Regions from separate parts of the Homo sapiens genome. Here region 2 is linked to region 1. A link is a contact called in ENCODE Hi-C or POLR2A ChIA-PET data. All regions are on one chromosome and are shown on one strand. The core of a region is the stretch at or near the end of the contact, and the rest is flanking DNA. Distances in the headings are between cores, read along the strand shown.

What was found. A loop is a pair of places that touch in the nucleus more often than their neighbours do. ChIA-PET counts read pairs that join two places held with the same protein, here RNA polymerase II (POLR2A). Pooled maps may share reads with other maps.
Region 2: a map of naive thymus-derived CD4-positive, alpha-beta T cell shows a loop between it and region 1 (8-fold over the local background). The contact joins the enhancer-like site here to the promoter of BLOC1S2 in region 1. A Hi-C loop is called at or near these places in 1 of 168 maps with a recorded cell type or tissue (naive thymus-derived CD4-positive, alpha-beta T cell) and 10 of 50 pooled maps. POLR2A ChIA-PET finds 5 or more read pairs at or near these places in 3 of 52 experiments (Panc1, activated CD4-positive, alpha-beta T cell and activated naive CD4-positive, alpha-beta T cell).

Annotation. Positions count from the first base shown.
Region 1 is chr10:100,283,008-100,287,970 of GRCh38, forward strand. It overlaps BLOC1S2 (biogenesis of lysosomal organelles complex 1 subunit 2), which reads right to left and starts at 3,673. Exons shown (of 5, transcript NM_173809.5): 1 at 3,598-3,673; 2 at 3,090-3,206. The coding sequence starts at 3,652. RefSeq lists enhancers at 2,907-3,414, 3,000-3,299 and a silencer at 3,590-3,789.
Region 2 is chr10:100,481,139-100,485,952 of GRCh38, forward strand. It overlaps WNT8B (Wnt family member 8B), which reads left to right. Exons shown (of 6, transcript NM_003393.4): 5 at 774-916; 6 at 1,133-2,606. The coding sequence ends at 1,678. Among named protein-coding and RNA genes, the nearest start is that of WNT8B, 21 kb to the left of the region's middle. RefSeq lists enhancers at 1,146-1,801, 3,822-4,598, 3,947-4,814, 4,599-4,814. Within about 2 kb of position 1,518, at least 3 of the 41 ENCODE cell types and tissues checked have a DNase peak (open chromatin) inside an H3K27ac peak, as active enhancers do.

The DNA.
Region 1 (4,963 bases), core at 2,423-4,922:
TGAGCTCTGGAATCCAATGTACAAGTCACCTGAGTTCCCTAGTTACATCAACAAGCAGCCAACCCAAAACTGAAAACATTTTCACACTAAACATGGTTCCTCTTTCCAGCTATTTTGGCTGATGGCACCACCCAGGCTTAAAACCTCAGATACATCTTGGTCTGCTTCCATCCCTCAATATCTACTTAAACAAGTCCTATAAAGTCCACTTCTGTAATGCTGTTGCACCCATGTTCTCCTTTCCATTCCTTTTACCACCACTCTGCCTCAGATCTTCATTACTTTTCTTTTCTTTTATTATTATTAGATTACTTGGAGCATGTAACCTCTGGATGGTAGGGGAAAAGACAAGACTACAAGGATGGAGTCGTGCTATGTTGCCCAGGCTGGTCTTAAACTACTGGCCTCAAGCAATTCTCCTGCCTCCCAAAGTGCTAGGATTACAGGCATGAGCCACGGTGCCTGGTCCTCTATTACTTTTCATCTGAATTATTGCTCATCTCTCTCTGTTCTCTCTCCCCCATATCTACACTCTCATATTTATACTGCTATCAAATTAGTCTCTCTAAAACAAAGGTCACAGCTAGGCATTGCGCCTCATGCCTGTAATCCCAGCACTTTGGGAGGCCAAGGTGGGCAGATCACTTGAGGTCAGGAGTTCAAGTCCAGCCTGGCTGACATGGCAAAACCTCATCTCTACTAAAAATAAAAATAAAAATTAGCCAGGCGTGGTGGCGTGTGCTTGTAATCCCAGCTACTTTGGAGGCTGGGGCAGGAAAATTGCTTGAACCTGGGAGACGGAGGTTGCAGTGAGCCGAGATTGCACCACTGCATTCCAGCCTGGGCAACAAAAGCGAAAACTCCGTCTAAATAAAATAAAATAAAACAAGGGTGACATATTCAAACACCTAGAAGCCAGCAAGATAACGTAAATGAGTAAAGTAAGCCAAGTGCTTGCACATTAAATGCATAAGAAAATTATTCACTTCCATGAAGAAATGTGCTTCCCCTTACTTCTTGCAATATGCAATCCTCTTAGCCCATCATTTACTTTACCAGTTTTGATAGAGCCATTGGTATAGAAAACCATTTCTGTACTGCTACTAATAAAAATAACAGTAGAGAACAGTGATCAATGGCACTTGACACTAGTTCCCAGTAAAGGGAGAAAACAGAAAGTGGTAAGGACAAATTAGATAGCACTAGTCCTTTTAAGAGGCAGCTGCTCAGCTCTAGTCAATTATAGCCTTGAAAGAATGCAGGGGCTAGTAGCGCCAAATCTTTGGAATTGTTAAAGAGAAGCCAAACACCTACATTTTGTTACTTGGTTTCTCTTGCTCAAAAATAAACAAACAAATAATCAGGCTGATAACTTACAGAGTCACAGCTGGGTGCAGTGGCTCACACCTGTAATCCCAGCATTTTGGGAAGCTGAGGTGTTAGGATCACTTGAGGCCAGCTTGGGCAACGGAGCAGACCTCATCTCTATTATTTATTTATTTAGGACAGAGTCTCCCTCCATCACCCAGGCTGGAGTGCAATGGCACGATCACAGCTCACTATAACCTCCACCTCTCAGGTCAAGCGATTCTCCCGTGTCAGCCTCCTGAGTAGCTGGGATTATAGGCGTGTGCCACCACACCTGGCTAATTTTTGTATTTTTAGTAGAAGCAGGGTTTTGCCATGTTGAGCAGGCTGGTCTGGAACTCCTGACCTCAGGTGATCCACCTGCCTAGGCCTCCCGAAGTGCTGGGATTACAGGCATGAGCCACCGTGCCTGGCCATATTTTTTTAAATAATAATAATAATAAAAGAAAAGTAATGAAGATCTCAGGCAGAGTGGTGGTAAAAGGAATGGAAAGGAGAGCATGGGTGCAAGAACATTACAGAAGTGGAATTTATAGGACTTGTTCAAGTAGATATTGAGGGATGGAAGCAGACTAAGATGTATCTGGGGTTTTAAGCCTGGGTGGTGCCATCAACCAAAATAGATGGAAAGAGGATCACTTGAGCTCAGGAGTTCAAGACCAGCCCAGGCAACATAGTGAGACCCTGTCTCTTAAAAACAGAAAAAGAAAAAAAAAAATTACAGATTCACAACCCCTACTATTCTGTATCAAGCCTTTTCTCATAGATTCTGATTCACAAATTTAGCTTACAGTAATTTCCTGGGGAAGTGAAACAATTTAATAAATGTTTTTGAGATGCTGTACTGGACCAGACTTCACTTTCTTTCTTTTTCTTTTTTCTTTCTCATTTTTTTTGAGATGGAGTCACACTCTGTCGCCCAGGCTGGAGTGCAAGTGGTGTGATCTCAGTCCACTGCAACCTGCAACCTCCACCTCCTGGGTTCAAGCGATTCTCCTGCCCCAGTCTCCCCAGTAGCTGGGATTACAGGCGCCCGCCACCACGGCCGGCTAATTTTTGTATTTTTAGTGGAGACAGGATTTCGCCATTTTGCCCAGGCTGGTCTCAAACTCCTGACCTCAAGTGATCCACCAGCCTCGGCCTCTGGGATTAAAGGCATGAGCCACCGCGCCCTGCCCATACTTCACTTTCTGATCCTCCTCCACACATAGGTCATGTGTCCACTTGGAAACGATCAAACACTAGTCATGTCCCAAAGGATGGGTTATCAAATCCTCAGACCAAACTAATAGGTCCCTAAATCTGCAGGTCACTCCCCGTTCCTCAATTTCATTTCTCTTTATCCCGGTAAACACATCTTCTGCTTTAGCCAAACACACTGCTTGCACATACCACCTCATTCGCTAGTTGTATCATCTCCCCCTTTTCCACCAATAATTCCCTTCACAACCCTGCTCAAAATACACTTTCCCCAAGGAAGCACTTCTTGATTACTGTTGCTGGATATGAACTCTTTTTTGTTATTGTTTTCTCATTAGTCTATGTTACAGAGGCCTGCAGAGTTGTATTTTCTTTCTCTCCCATTCATGGCCTCCCCCAACTTCCAACAGGCCTGTCTCAGGGCATGCAGGGTAGGAAGGGAGCTGCAGACTGATGCTGCTAACCATCTCCCAGGCCTCCTGGGCCAAACCGCACCCGAATCAACCCAGACCCCGCCTCACCCGTCAGTTCCCCAGTCAGGTAAGTGGCCATTTTGGAGAACATGTCCCGGCAGAGCTCAGTGATGTCAGCTTCAGCAGGCTCCTTTGCTTCCTCAGCTGTCTCCACGGCGGCATCGTCTGGGCCAAGGGAGAATGACTAAGTGTCCCGCCTACACCCGGTGCTAATCCAGCCAAAGCAGCCTGTTCCGACATCCCTCCACTTGCCTTCATTCCATCAAGTCGGCTCCATTCTCCATCTGCCATAATTTCAAGTCCTTCACTGCGTCCCTGCCCATCTGACACATCAACTCGCCTCCCTCGCACCGCCCCTCGCCCATACCCGGCACCCCCGCTCATCCTGGCACCATCCCAGTCACCCTGACAGGACAAACACTCGCGCGCAGCGACAAGTGCACTCCTCTCACCAGCCCGTTCCTGCCAGGTGAGCCACCACACACTCAACCTCGCCCACCCGAGACGGAGCCCCAGGCCCCCCACCGGACGCTTCCTCCCCATCCATTCCGGGTACCTCGGGCGGGCTCATCACTCCGGGTCGCCAGTACGCCCTCGGCTGCCGCCGCCATAGCGGACCCCGCGCTGTTTCCGGGCCGGGGTGCTGCGCATGCGCACTGGGTGTGCCCCGCCCACCCGGCCGGCCCTGCAGTCCTGCGCCTAGCGGTCCAGTCCAGCCTCAGGTCTATGACACAGCAAAGGGCGATTCCGGAGCCGAAATTGAAGCTACGCCAGGCTGTTGTGAATTGATCCACTGCCAACAGTCGCGACGTCTGGGACTGAGGGCGAGCTCATCCCTACAGTCACACCCTGGAGGGATCACTCATCTTGTACCACTCACGACCCGTCTGGGAATAGTCAACCCTGTTTGTGGCCTGCTGACCAAAACCACTGAAGACGGATTGCCCGCTCTCCTGACACTCCGCACTGGAGTTAGTCATCAAAAGATTGCTCAGGGAATCCAAAGTTTTACAGGTTGTCTCGTCCACACTTTGGGAAACCTTCAGGCATTGATCCCTGGTCCTAAATACTGTCCCTCCCAATGTCCTGAGTTAACACCAACTCACTGGCCCCTATTTCTTAAACTGCAGGCAGGCATCTACTTCTCTTCAGTTGATACAGCCTTCCTTGAAGAAAGCTTAGACTGTAACTTTTTTAGGGCTGAGGATACACTCTGGTTATCTTAATTGCATTTAAGCTGTTTCACAAGCCTCCTAGGTGTACAGAGTACTTAATGGGATGGGAGAACAGGAGTGAGTGAAAGAGATGGATGAGAAGAAGTGACTGGGGAGCAATTGAAGGTGCAAAATGAGGAGGGATAAAGGCCACAGAAGAAGGGATAGGAGATATTCAGCAGGCCTCAGGCAGGCTCCTGGACACCCAAAATCTTGGTAGTTTCTTTTCTTATCCCTGGTTATCCTCCCTCTGCACCCTCTCACCCCACCCCGATGCCAGTACATACACACACACGCCAGCTACCCCTTATCCCCAGCCCTCCTACCCTGACTGTCTCCACCCTGAGGACTGAGTCTCACTTGTCACCTGTCCCCACTTTTCCTATGGTGCAACCATAGTAGCCACTATTTCAAGCCATTCCTGCGAGCCAGAAGTTCTTTTTTTTGAAACAGAGTCTCGCTCTGTCACCCAGGCTGGAGTACAGTAACGTGATCTCGGCTCAGCTCACTGCAACCTCCACCTCCCGAGTTCAAACGATTCTCATGCCTCAGCCTCCCAAGTAGCTGGGATAACAGGCACGCGCCACCACACCTGGCTAATTTGTTTGTATTTTTATTAAAGACAGGATTTCAGCATTTTGCCCAGGCTTGTCTGGAACTTCTGGCCTCAAGTGATCCACCCAACATAGCCTCCCAAAGTGCTGGGAT
Region 2 (4,814 bases), core at 268-2,767, 200 kb after region 1:
GGGATGGGTACCATAGGCCAGCCAACGCACATAAAGAATGAAAAGCCTGGTGGGGGTGAAGAAGAGCTGTATTCTTCTAAATATGAAGAAAATCATGCGGAAGATGGGTGAACGAGTTTGATCCCAAGCCCTACAATGACAAGCCAGGCTAAATGTAGCTTAGAACCTTCTTTTCCCATTGAGTAGTTTCCTTAATTTAAATATAAAAATAAAGAAACAACACTCTGGGGATTCCTCTGTTGCTTCTCTCAAACACAAGGGGAACTTCCTTCCGTGTTGCCTATCCCCGTCTACTTTCCACTCTTTACCTCCAGTGCTGTCTCCAATCTCCTGAGCCCTCCTGACCAATTTCCAACATCGTTGTTCCATATTTCAATTGTACCCCTCTTTCCCCCTCAATGCTCGAGCTTTCCTCATCTTTTTGGCACCATTTTGTCCCTTCTGGACCTCAATCACCAGCAGGGCACGTGCACCCTCTGCCCATGCGAAGAGGCACTGTTGGCAGAGGAGTGTACTGGCACCTTGCAAAGAATCCACTCGGCAACTACTTACGTCGTTGAGCCCTGAGCAGGGGATTGGCTGAACCTGGAAGTGGGCGTGTAAAAGTGGCAAAAACAAATCTAGACGGCAACTGATCTGGATACAGGGCACTCGCCCAACCTTAATCCTCTCCTATCCTGGACCCCCCCACCCCCAACCCAATTAGAAACAGCAGCCCAGGAGGCTCTGCGCCCGCTTGCTCAATGACCTGTCCTCCCTCTGCACTTTTCCAGGGGGACAAGGCTGGCTGTGGGGAGGCTGCAGTGACAATGTGGGCTTCGGAGAGGCGATTTCCAAGCAGTTTGTCGATGCCCTGGAAACAGGACAGGATGCACGGGCAGCCATGAACCTGCACAACAACGAGGCTGGCCGCAAGGTGAGTCCCGCAGCCCTTGGAAATAGGCAGCTGCTGGCTATATCCACTACCAGCTCCAGGTGCGGACAACTCTTCAGTTCATTTAAAAGATTGGCAAAATGAGGTACCAAGTGGGCTGGCCCAGTAGACTAACTAGACTTCTCGCAACTCCCACAGGGGCAGTTAAACTCGCCACGCGCTTAATCCGGGGCCTCTCACTCCTAGCTCTCTCCCCAGGCGGTGAAGGGCACCATGAAACGCACGTGCAAGTGCCACGGCGTGTCTGGCAGCTGCACCACGCAGACCTGTTGGCTGCAGCTGCCCGAGTTCCGCGAGGTGGGCGCGCACCTGAAGGAGAAGTACCACGCAGCACTCAAGGTGGACCTGCTGCAGGGTGCTGGCAACAGCGCGGCCGGCCGCGGCGCCATCGCCGACACCTTTCGCTCCATCTCTACCCGGGAGCTGGTGCACCTGGAGGACTCCCCGGACTACTGCCTGGAGAACAAAACGCTAGGGCTGCTGGGCACCGAAGGCCGAGAGTGCCTAAGGCGCGGGCGGGCCCTGGGTCGCTGGGAACGCCGCAGCTGCCGCCGGCTCTGCGGGGACTGCGGGCTGGCGGTGGAGGAGCGCCGGGCCGAGACCGTGTCCAGCTGCAACTGCAAGTTCCACTGGTGCTGCGCAGTCCGCTGCGAGCAGTGCCGCCGGAGGGTCACCAAGTACTTCTGTAGCCGCGCAGAGCGGCCGCGGGGGGGCGCTGCGCACAAACCCGGGAGAAAACCCTAAGGGTTTCCTCTGCCCCCTCCTTTTCCCACTGGTTCTTGGCTTCCTTTAGAGACCCCGGTAATTGTGGAACCTAGGGAATGGGGAACCCGCTCTCCCAGACCTAGGGATCCTGAGAGGGAGAGACTGCAATTTCTCCAAAGCTTGCCACTTTCCAGCCTGTTTCCCCAATTCCTCTGTGCTCTCCTAGAGCTCTGTCTGAATCCTCGCAGCCACACCTAGGTCTGAGAACTCAGGCTTTGAGTTACTGATCTTCCTTGGATTAGGAGAACAGGTGTTCCTCCTCCCCTCTCCTAGCAGCCCTAATGTCTGACCTAGCCTATCAAGCCTTAGGCGCTGGAAGAACCCTTCTCAGACACGCAGGACCCAGGTAAAGTCAAAGCTTTGCCCTTTTGCCCACTGTCTGCTACCAGGGCTCACCCACTGCTGCACCTCTCTTCTGCACAGCTCCTCCCCTGCTACCTGCTGAGCCAGATTCCCCAGGAATCTTGAATGCTTTCTCTCCTCTTCTCCCTTTCCTTTCCCAGAAAAACTGAGGAAACTGGCCCCGGAAAAGCATGTCTTTGGGGTTGGTTCCTAGAGGCAGAGGTTGAAGATGGAAGAGGGAGCTCTGGAGTGCTAACTTGAACACCAAGGGTGCTACTCATCCCTATGGTATCATATCATGAATGGACTTTACTAGTGGGGCAATGACTTTCCTAGACAATAACCCGAGGGACTCCAGATACATACCCCGAAGGTCTAGGAAATACGTTAAGGGCAGATTACAGTCATTTCCTACCCTTTAAAGGTAACTTCTCCCTTCTCCTGACCTACTTCCTCCTAGCAACCAACTTTACCTCTTCTTCTCCAAAGGATCTTTGTTCCTCTGAGCCAAGACTGAGGTAAATAAAGCCACTTTCCTCTTCAGATCCTGGTCTGCACCTCTAGAGGCAGGTCCTAAGAAGGAGAAACTGAGACCCTTCCTTCTCACTAACCTGGTTCTCAAACAGGCAGGATTCAGAGCACTGGATATCTTCCTTCAATGAGTAAACTTCCTGCAATGAAACTGTTGCTTAGTAGGAAGTTCAGCACCTTGAACCTTAATTTATTGCAGTCATTGTGATATGTGCTCTTTTTCTAGGTACTGCACTTATTCTTGAGGATATTCGGGTGGGCTGTGGTAACAGATACAACCTGTAGGCTCTCTCCTCCCTCCCATCTTGGCAGGATACCATCCTCCCTAAAGCCTCACTTCCCTGGTGGCCCAAGCAGTTATCTGGATTGAGGCTAAGCTGCCAAGGATTAGTAAATCATCTATTTAAATCTTCTAATACATTCACTCAAGAGCCATGAGCTTGCTGCTTGTGGTACTTGAGTCTTCTGGTTTTATTCTCAGAGAGTACAGCAGGGACTTGTTTATGAAACAGAGCAAGACCTTGGGGAGGGAAGAACCAATCCCTGACAGACCCTCTGTAGCCCAAGGGGCTTCCCAGCCAGCTTCCTTGCCCTAGGACAGTCCCAGGTCTGGGGCTGGGCAGCTCTTCTAGAGCAGAACTGGTCAGATGCTAGACGACCTCAACCTTCCTCTCCCAGAGTAGGAAAAGCAGTGTGGCTGGCTCCAGGCAACAAAAGCCAAGACTCTAGGGGTTCACCTGTAAGAGTCAAGGGTTCCCGTATTCCAAACTAAGGCAATGGCCAGGTCAGATCCCAAACCCTTGGCCTCACCCACACACCTTCTGGTCTTACCAACACTTACTGAGGAGAGAGTTTCCCCTTCCTGACCGGGGATACACTTCCTTTCAGGTGTTCTTAGTGCTTCATTTCCAGCTTTCTCAGCAAAAGGCCCTTCACGCCTTCCCTCTGCTTTTATCTGAACCTCCTGAATCTCCCAACTCACCTTTTCTCCTTAATCAAGAAGCAGCATATACTAACCTACCTGTCCCACTTTGCAGAATTACTTTATAATGTACACGAAGAAAGTTTGGCAAGGCAGCTAGAAAATTTAAAAGCACAATGTTGTAAAGTAAAGCTACATTCTCCAGGTCTCTTAGCATAAAAGCAGAACTATTGTGCTTCATATTTGGTAACTCCAGGTCAGCACTCTAAATACGTCATGCCGCCAGAACATTATTTCATAGGTTATTGTTTTATACCCCCAAATGGATACCAGATTCATTCCAGTTCTACCAAGAAAACATGACTGAGATGCCTTGGATCTGTATTGCTTTTCCCTTCCTTTTGCAATATCCACTTGTTCATTTGTTCATTCAACAAACACCAGAGTAGAGATAGTGGTGAACAACCACCATTGCTGCATCACGGAGTTTAAGTTCTCATCTTACACTCAATTGCCAGGGCCGTGGTCCCTTTACAAAGTAGACAACTCCAGAACTGGTGCTTGGGAAGACATCTTTGAGGTCAGCCAGTCAAACCTTTTGTGTTACAGATTTAAACTGATGCTGAGAAAGATGACTGGCTTCTTCCCCCAACTAGTAAGTTACTGTGGGGAGAGTGCAGAGCACAGGCCCCTTCCACCTCTTGTGTGCTCTTCAGGAGCCCATCTGTCTCAGCCAGAAGACAGAAACAGAGGGAGGCCCTGAGAAGTGACAAGGACATTGGTTGGGGTGGGCAAAACACTGTCTCCTTCCTGTCCCTGGCCTGTGAGCCTAAACACAGGCAGAGCTTTTTCTTTTTGAAAAGAATCGCAGCCTCAACTGGCCTTAGCAGCAGGTTAGGGCAAAGACAGAGACGGGGTCGTCTTCGGCGCTGGTGGTGCTGGCGGTGGTGGGAGGGGAGGGCAGGCCAGGGCACTCGCCTATTGTAGGTCTGGATTGGATGCTTCCACTCATTCATTTCCTTTTAATTAACCCGCATTCCTGGAGGAGAAATATTTATGTTGGCTCCCATAGAGGCAATCCTCAGACTGGAAAGAAGGGGGAAGAAAGCCTGTCTTAGCAAAACAATATCTCTAAAGAGCTCAAGAAGAGAAAATAGGAGAACAAAATGCCATTAAAATAGCCTTCTACCCCCACTGGAGTCAATGAAAACTTCATTTCACATGCTAATCCGCCACTCCGCCCCCTTGTCTTCTCACAACACCTTTTCCGAAAGTGTTTGGGAAAAGTCTTCGCAGTCAGTACACAGCTCCCTGCAGCTC